Regions from separate parts of the Homo sapiens genome. Here region 2 is linked to region 1. A link is a loop called in an ENCODE intact Hi-C map of the cell type or tissue named here. Cell type or tissue: PC-3. All regions are shown on one strand. Links, peaks and the distances in the headings refer to the core of each region. The heading gives the core; the rest is flanking DNA.

Region 1 (4,404 bases), core at 129-4,128:
CGGGAGGCTGACGCAGGAGAATCCCTTGAACTCAGGAGGCGGAGGTTGCAGTGAGCCGAGATCGCGCCACTGCACTCCAGCCTGGGCAACCAAGTGATACTCCATCTCAAAAAAAAAAACAACAAACAAACAGAAAAGAAAAAAGAAAAGAAGGAAATAAACTAGTCTTTCCCACTCTGTGATGCCAGGGTGGAGAAGTCAGCTTTGTGGCCTGGCAGCTATTCACATGATTCTGAGGGGCTTTCCCCCAGAAAGAATATAAAGCAAGCTTGTGGATAGCAGGCAGGGTATGAAATCAAACCAAATCAAGTACAAATGTCACAAGATACACATCTTTCCCAAAATGTAGGCATAGTAGAGTATCTTAAACACTGTAAAACAATACTAACTCCATAGCCTCATTAACTAACCTACTTACTATGTATTTCTTGTTGCTAATTCCCTTGGGTGCCTCTGGATTCCAGGCCTCTTACAGATGATTCTGAAACTCCTATGAAGGTGAAAATAGACTTATCATGAAAGCTGGTAAGCCTGCTTCTTTTGGATCTTTTCTATAAATGACAATGAATGTACTTGTTCCCAAGGTGAGGATGAACAAACATAAGATGATGAGTACTGTTGTTACTTCACAAGTAGATACATTCCAGGTCCTAGGCAACTTTTACTATATTTTGCAGATTACTCTTAGTTCTTTCTAAATCTCTAGGGATGGAGCCTGTTACTAAAGGAAAGGTGGTTATGACATTGTTTCCTCTGAGAATGATGCCTGAACCAACTCTATCAGAAACACCTGGGTGCTTTTCAAAAACACAGATTCCTGGGCCCAACTTTAAGACAGTTTAAATCACAGATTTGGAGGTGTTCCAGAAATCTATTTTAAACCGCTACCAAAGTCTAGAAACTCTGGCTTAAGGTATTGCAGGGTTGAAAAGCTTTGGACTATTGACTAGTTGAAAGCCATGTAATTTATTCTTATGGTGACTGCCGTATCACACTCAATGGCAGAAGCAGTCCACTTGGCACCATTATCCATTCTTTGCATACCTTTAACCTCTTGGACATATCCACTCCCCTGGACCACAAGGTCTAAATACAAACCAGATGCAGTTGATCATGCACTGGCATGTAGAACCTTCAGAGAATACTCTGATTAGAGAATGTGAGGAATGTGTAGTTCAATGCAAGAAACAAAGATGAATCAGCTGAAAGGTAAGAAGTAAGCCTGGATGCTACAGTGTGAAAAATATAGTCAAATCCAACAAGCATCAGTTGAGTTCCACTCAAGGAAAGATTGAGTTCTGAGAAGGAAGGAGTTGTCAGGAATATTATCACATAAAGTTAAGTCAAAAGAGGACAGAAGGTTTTGGCATGAAGGAGGTCCTCAATCTAAGAATGTACTTCTGGTAAACGGATCTGACAAATCAATGGAAATAAAAGCTAATTGAAACAGGGCTGTGGAGAAATCAGGGTATGGAAATGAAGATCTCACAAACAGACTACTCTTCCATAGGAAAAGGAAAGAAAGAAATTGTCCTAGCTTGGAATTAAATATAGTGTTTGTTTGAAGATGGGAGGCTTTTCAGGAGTTCCCAAGCAGACTTTCATTCTGCCTGCAGAACAAAAGGGTAAGGGCTCAAAAGCTACCATGTAAGAGTTCAAAAAGCCTCCCAGTCCACAGCCTACCCAAACCACTAACCAAATGGATGGTCAGAGTTGGACCTAAGGTCTCACTGACTCACTTGGGAATCACTTAGACAAGCAACAGTATAACAAAACTGGCTGGACTCCCAGCTGTTCACTGTGTGTGCCTGAATGAGTAAACAAATCAGAAAGGCTCACTAGTCACAGCCTTCTGCTCTGAGGCTTGGAGACCTAAAAGGAATGAAAAGGGGAAATTGATAAAAGGAGATGACAGCTTTGGAACAAAAGCCTTGCCTACACTCATAACCTTGGGTACTAGGAGAGGGAAAGGAAGGAATTCCAAAAGTCATGGTAGGGAGATTTTCCTCCTATTATTCAAAGAAAGGAGGACACACATGGTCAATTAGGAAGAAAAACCTCTTTGTGCCTGATACATTGGATGCATTGTCCTCATGCCATTTGCCCTAATGTAAGAATAGTCTTGGGAACACAGCCAGCATGAGTGTCCACTTGACTCATTAGCTGCAACAGTACCAGTCTCTGAGAACTTGTCAGGTCAGTATAGAAGGAGCTCTGTCAGAATCCAAAGTTTCTCCAGAAAGAAGGAAGAAGGAATTAAATATTAATAAAATGGTAAAAGATATAGAGGATTTTTACCTTCAAAGGAAAAAATCATTCTATTCAAATTAGGAAGGAGTTTTATGGAATAGTTTTGATTAGACATATACTGGTAAAATGTAGTCTTTGGCGTTTTACCTTCCCTCACAACATGTATTTTCAAAGTTTTCAATATTCAAGTTATCACTCTAACTGTTGAAATACAGATAGATCAAACAGCTTTATAGAGGGATAACTCATATGCCATACAATTCATCTATTTAAAGTGTATAATTCAGTGGGTTTTGGTACATACATAAGGTTGTGCGACCTTTGCCATAATCAACTTTAGAACATTTTCATCACCCCAAAAAGAAATCCTCCCATATCCATTAGCAAGCAATCATTCCCCATTTCCCAACTTCCTTCTTCCCCAGTCTTGGAAAACCATTAATCTACTTTCTGTCTCCATGGATTTGCCTATGCAGTTATGCAGCTCATACAACATTTTGGTCAACAATGGATCTCATATATGACAGTGGTCCCATAAGACTAAAAGGAAGCTGAAAATTCTTATTGCCTAGTGGTGTCATAGCCATCATAATGTAATGCGTTACTCATATGTTTGTGATGATGCTGGTGTAAACAAACCTACTGCAATGCCAGTCATATAAAAGCATAGCACATATAATTATGTACAGTAAATAACACTTGATAATAGCAATGACTATTACTGTTTTATGTATTATTATACTATACTTTTTATCATTAACCATGTGTGTTATTTCCCCTGAAGACCTTCCAGTGGGACAAGATATGGAGATTGAAGACAGTGATAATGATGATCCTGACCTTGTGTACGCCCAGGTTAATGTGTGTTTGCCTTAGTTTTTAACAAAGTTTAAAAAGTAAAAATAAATTTTAAATAGCGAAAAGCTTATAGAATATTTTTAAATGTTTTTGTACAACTGTGCAATGTGTTTATATTTTAAGCTAGGTGTTATTATAAAAGAATCAAAAAGTATAAATATTCTAAAAGTTCATGAAGTTACAGTAAGCTGAGCTTAATTTGTTATTGAAGAAAAAAATTTTTACATAAATTTAGTGTAGCTTAAGTGTACAGTGTTTATTAAATCCATAGTAGTGTACATCAATGTCTGAGACCTTCATATTCATTCACCACTCACTCACTGATTCATCCAGAGCAACTTCTAGTCCTGCAAGCTCTATTCATGGTAAGTGTCCCATATAGGTGTACCATTTTTAATGTTTCATACGTTAAAGATGTTTGATGTTTTACTGTACTTTTTTATGTTTAGATACCCAAATACTTACCATTGTGTCCCAACTGCCTATAGTATTCAGTACAGTAACATGCTATACAGGTTTGTAGCCTAAGAGCAATAGGCTATACCACATAACCTGGGTAGTATATATAGTAGGCTATGCCATCTAGGGTTGTGTACACTCTATGATGTTCACACAACAAAATCACCCTATTCTCAGAACATACCCTGTTGTTAAGTAATGACACATGACTGTAACTGGAATCATACAATATGTAGTCTTCTCGATTGGTTTCTTTCATTTAACATAACGTTTTCGAGGCTCATCCATGTAGAAAACATATATTTCTTTTTATTGGCAATATTGCATTATATGGATATACCACACTTTATTTATTCATTTCTCAGCTGACAGATATTTGGGTTACTTCCACTTTTTGGCTATCATGAATAATGCTGATAAAACTTTCATAGTAGTACCATACATGGTAGTAAAGAGCCTATATCACTCAAATTCTTTTCTTTTTTTTTTTTTTTTGAGACAGGGTCTCACCCAGGCTGGAGTGCAGTGGCACAGTTACAACTCACTGCAGCCTCGATGTCCCAGGCTCAAGTGATCTTCTCACCTCAGCCTCTTGAGTAGCTGGGACCACAAGCGCGCAACACCTCGCCCAGCTAATTTTTGTATTTTTTGTAGAAACAGGGTTTTGCCATGTTGCCTAGGCTGGTGTCTAACTCATGGGCTCAAGTAATACACCTGCCTCAGCCTCCCAAAGTGCTGAGATTACAAGTGTGAGCCACTGTGCCCAGCTCAAATTATTTCAAAGGTGTGGAAGGCAAAATTTCTTTAAAACACCTGTGCTATTCAAGGTGCCATCCT
Region 2 (4,404 bases), core at 244-4,243, 55 kb after region 1:
CATATAATTTTTTTTTTGAGACAGAGTCTCGCTCTGTCACCCAGACAGGAGTGCAGTGGCATGATCTCGGCTCACTGCAACCTCTGCTTCCCAGGTTCAGGTGATTCTCCTGCCTCAGCCTCCCTAGTAGCTGGGACTACAAGCAGGCGCCACCACGCCCAACCAACTGTTGTATTTTTAGTAGAGACGGGGTTTCACCATATTGGCCAGGCTGGCCTCAAACTCCTGATCTCAAGTGATCCACCCACCTCAGCCTCCCAAAGTGCTGGGATTACAGGCGTGGGCCACCTTGCCCAGCCCGTATAAATAATTTTAACTATAAATAGAGGCCAAAGATTGTGCTTTAAAAAGTAAGGCAAAGTTGAGGATTTTTTAGTAGCTTTTAGTATTCTAAACATCCCTTAAAACATGTGAGTCCAATGTTTGAGGTTCACACATTTGACTTTTTTATGTGTTTCCAGGAACATATATATGATCTAAGAAAGTTGAGGAATACCTATTAGACCCAGATAGGCTTCTGTTGCTTATGAACATAAATCTCATCTCTACCCTGTCATTTGGAAGTATGAAAATAGGATTTGATATGCATCTTGACTTACACCCATTATATGTTTGGTGCTGTAATACACATCAGGAATGTATCTTTTTAATTGTCTCTTCTACTCTAGTACCAGCTACTTGGAAAACTGAGGCAGGAGGACTGCTCCAGCTCAAGAGTTCATGACCAGCCTGAGCAACATAGAGAGATTTTGTCCCAAAATATATATATATAAAAATGCAAAAATAAACTGCCCCTTCTAGATACATAAGAAACTAGTTAACAGTAGTTTTTCTGAACAGGCAAGCTGGGAATTGGAGGTCAGGGATGAGACAAAGATCAGTTTTTCATACTACATCCTTTCTCTCTGTCATTAAAAATAGGTCAACCTTCTCAAATAAAAAAGGCATTATGATTACAAGCTACATATCATATTAAATACATACAATAATTTTTACCTGTATTATTTTATGAGAGCTAAAATCCAGACACCTTCAGATATGTTTAATTCCTACTTCTCTAGAGGAAGCCTCCTTTCTTCATGAAAAGTAAAGCATACTTTATGTCAATGAACACTTATCTTCAAAAATTTTATCCAATGTCCAAATGTTCAAGAGTAATCAATCAGTATCAATGCAGGCAATATTCTATATTTGTAATCTACCTGTGAGGTCCTCTCACATTAGGAACTGGACCTTCAGACTGCTCTTTAAATAACTTTGGGTCATGTGATTATATGAAAAGCCTAATAGATGTCTAAATTATTAGTACCACTGTAGTATCCTACAGGTAGTAGTATTCACATAATACTTCATATAATTCATAATGACGACTTAAAAAGTCCTAAGCAGGTAAATCACACTATCAAGCAATTAATTGTTCAATGTGCTAAAACAGAAATTTCTAAATGTGTTGTGTGAAAAACAACTATTGCTAAGTCATTTATATCATAAACTGTAAATAAAAAATACCACTAGCTCTATGGTATGCAAATGTACAATCTGATTTCACTTTAAGTTTGTCTCACTTCCTTTCTTCACTAGACTCCAAATAAGAAAATGAAAGAGTACAATTCAGGAGATGAAAGAAAAGGAAAATCCAGGAAATTCAATCAGATCTACATGACTCATGTTGTGTCAACTGCAAATTTCTGATTTCAAACTTAAAAAAAAAGAAACTTCAAGGACCCTTCAAATTATGTTCAAGTCATATGCCTGATGAGACAATTGAATCACATTACTGGACTACATTTTTTCCCCTTGATTCAATCTCTTGCTGCCACAAATATGTTTGTTCAGTGTAAATGGAGTGATAAAGATTGACCTTTCTAGTTGAGCATCTGGCGGAACTGGATTTTAAATAGTATGCTTAGGATTTTACTTCACTTGATTTAAGGCAAAAGAAGTGACATAAAAGTCCATGGATAATAGATCCATATATCTAATTTTAATTCTAGGAATTTTAGAGCCTCTGTCTCACCCTCTTTGACAAATTCAGCATCTCACACCAGGATGAGGTATAACCACAAGAGAAACATTAAACTACTACTGTGAGAACTTAGTAGCAGTTCTACTTTTAAGAATTGTTCCCATCTATTTTCTGTTCTAAAGAAAGGAGAAAAAATAGAACAGAAGGGAGAAAAAAATTGTTGTGACCTTAAGCCCTGTCTAGTACCTTGACTCATTCCAATGTCTTTTCACTGATTTTCTATCCAATAGCACCAAAATAATAAGACTTCCAGTTCCTTCTTTCTTTTGTACCTCATAACCTGACAAATAAAACAGTCTTGGAAACTGTTCTGGATATTTAAGACCACATATATTTTCAGCTTTTTGTAAAATTTTTACTCTTCCTAATATTTGTCACCTTATCCTAATTACTGTATACTCATGACCCAACCCATTACTAAAATTATAAACATAGAAGATTATGTGCAACTGCTGAGAAATTACATACTCAAAGCAGCCCTCAAAAACAAATTTCCATGAATACCTAATGTAAAGAAGAGCCTACATTTACGAAATTTCTTTTAGACCTGCTACCTGATTTCCATTCAATGCTAGCATGTGATCAAGAGCTAATTTGCATAGCTGATAGGAAGCTGAGTCCAGTCATTTATTCACAGCAGGCATAGTGCTAGAAGCTAAGGATGCAGAGATAAAAGACTCAGTCAGACTCTTCATTCAAAGACCTCAAAGTCTAGTGGAAGAAAGAGCCACACATACCTACAATCACAATATCATGGGCAAGTATCATGGCAGGAGTATGCCCAGCATGGCATAGGAAGACAAAAAAAATGAGCACCTAACTCAAGTCTGAAAAGACTGGGAAAATCTTCTCAGACAATGTAGCACTAGAACCAAGCCTAGAGAGATCCTTAGGAGGAACAGGGATGGGAGCAGAGGAACAGGGCATTCTATTCAGAGGAAAAAGACACACATGTTCTGTTTGGGATGATGAAAACATTCTGGAAATAGAGAGTGGTGTTTGTTACACAAATCTCTATTGGTGTACCTAATGTCACTGAATTATACACTTAAAATGATAAATTTTATGTGTATTTTACCATACACACACGTTTGGGAGGGTAGAAACACCACATAAGGTATCTGTGGAGGAGACTGAGTGGCAAGAGAAAGGACTGAGATGCAACAGGGCTAGACCATAAAGGGCTTTGTATTCCATGGTAAAGGAGTACGGAGGCTAAACCAGGGTGGAAGAAAGACTGGAAGGGGCAGGAATGATTAGGAGGCTACTGATATCTCCAGATGAGAAATTAAGGTCTAAATTCTGAGAGGCAGTGAGACAAAAGGAATGAATTGACTTCCAAGACAGCAAGAAAGAAGAATGAAGGGATCTTGGAGCCTAAAGTTAAGGAACAAGAGGAGTTTAAGATGCCTCTCAGGTTTTGTGCTTGAGCAATCAAGCAGATGACACTGCCAAGTCACCTAGAGAATGAAAATAGGAGAAGCATCAGGTTGGATCAGGAAGCATTGGTAATTCTTGCTTTGATCTGCCAAGTTTGAAAGCTTGTGGACAAAGGATAAAGATTAGCAGTTAGAGGAGTTGCTTCATTTCTTAAGTGGATCTGTGGACTTTGTGCTGCTTCAAGGCCCAGGCAACAAATAGCAGCTGAGATTTAAGGAGGAAGCCATTTTTCATACCTTTAAATAGAATCCAGCACTATCACCCAGACAATCAGGGGCTATGACAGGCTCAGGGGGTAGCTTCTCTCGCAAGGTCCCGAGGTTCTCAGTAGTACCTTCAGTGAGGCTCCTCAAGTGGCAGCATCTATCATCAAGGGTGAGCCAAAGATGAATAAGTAGCATGGCTGACCCTTCACGGTAGCCACTGCTGACATTTAGTTCTCATAGAAATAACTGGGGAAGTGCCAGGCACAGTGGCTCACGCCCATAATCCCAGCACTTTGGGAGGCTGAGGTGGGCAGATCACTTGAGGTCAGGAGTTTGAGGCCAGCCTGGCCAACATGGTTAAACCCTGTCTCTACTAAAAATACAAAAATTAGCTGGGCGTGGTGCCACTTGCACCTGTAGTCCCAGCTACTCAGGAGGCTGAGGCAGGAGAATCACTTGAACCCGGGAAGCAGAGGTTGCAGTGAGCCGAGATGGCGCCACTGCACCCAGCCTGGGCAACAGAGTGAGACTCCATCTCAAAAAATAAATAAATAAATAACTGGGAAAGTTTTGCAGGATAGAACAGAACCTGAAAGGTGGGGAGGAGAGGGACGGATAAGTTGTAATCATTTTGAAATGCAAATGGAACCTCTTGTATGATTCCAGATTACTAAAGCCTACAGCTTACCAGTTTATAAACATTTTAGCAAAAGCAAAACATTGCTCATACTG

The links. Peaks named below come from ENCODE experiments on the same cell type or tissue, not always from the same donor. Only the 100,000 strongest peaks of a DNase experiment are listed, where the experiment ranks them.
Region 2: it touches region 1 in a loop (2.3-fold over the local background); 3 of 110 quality-filtered maps call a loop at or near these places.

What each region holds. Positions count from the first base shown.
Region 1 is chr15:44,101,041-44,105,444 of GRCh38, forward strand. All of the region lies in intron 1 of FRMD5 (FERM domain containing 5), which reads right to left. Among named protein-coding and RNA genes, the nearest start is that of FRMD5, 92 kb to the right of the region's middle. In PC-3, for the core only: no CTCF peak of the experiment used is centred there; DNase peaks (open chromatin) are centred at 1,121, 1,761 and 2,121; H3K4me3 peaks cover 1,881 bases; H3K27ac peaks cover 3,596 bases.
Region 2 is chr15:44,156,145-44,160,548 of GRCh38, forward strand. All of the region lies in intron 1 of FRMD5 (FERM domain containing 5), which reads right to left. Among named protein-coding and RNA genes, the nearest start is that of FRMD5, 37 kb to the right of the region's middle. In PC-3, for the core only: no CTCF peak of the experiment used is centred there; a DNase peak (open chromatin) is centred at 1,787; H3K4me3 peaks cover 1,506 bases; H3K27ac peaks cover 3,436 bases.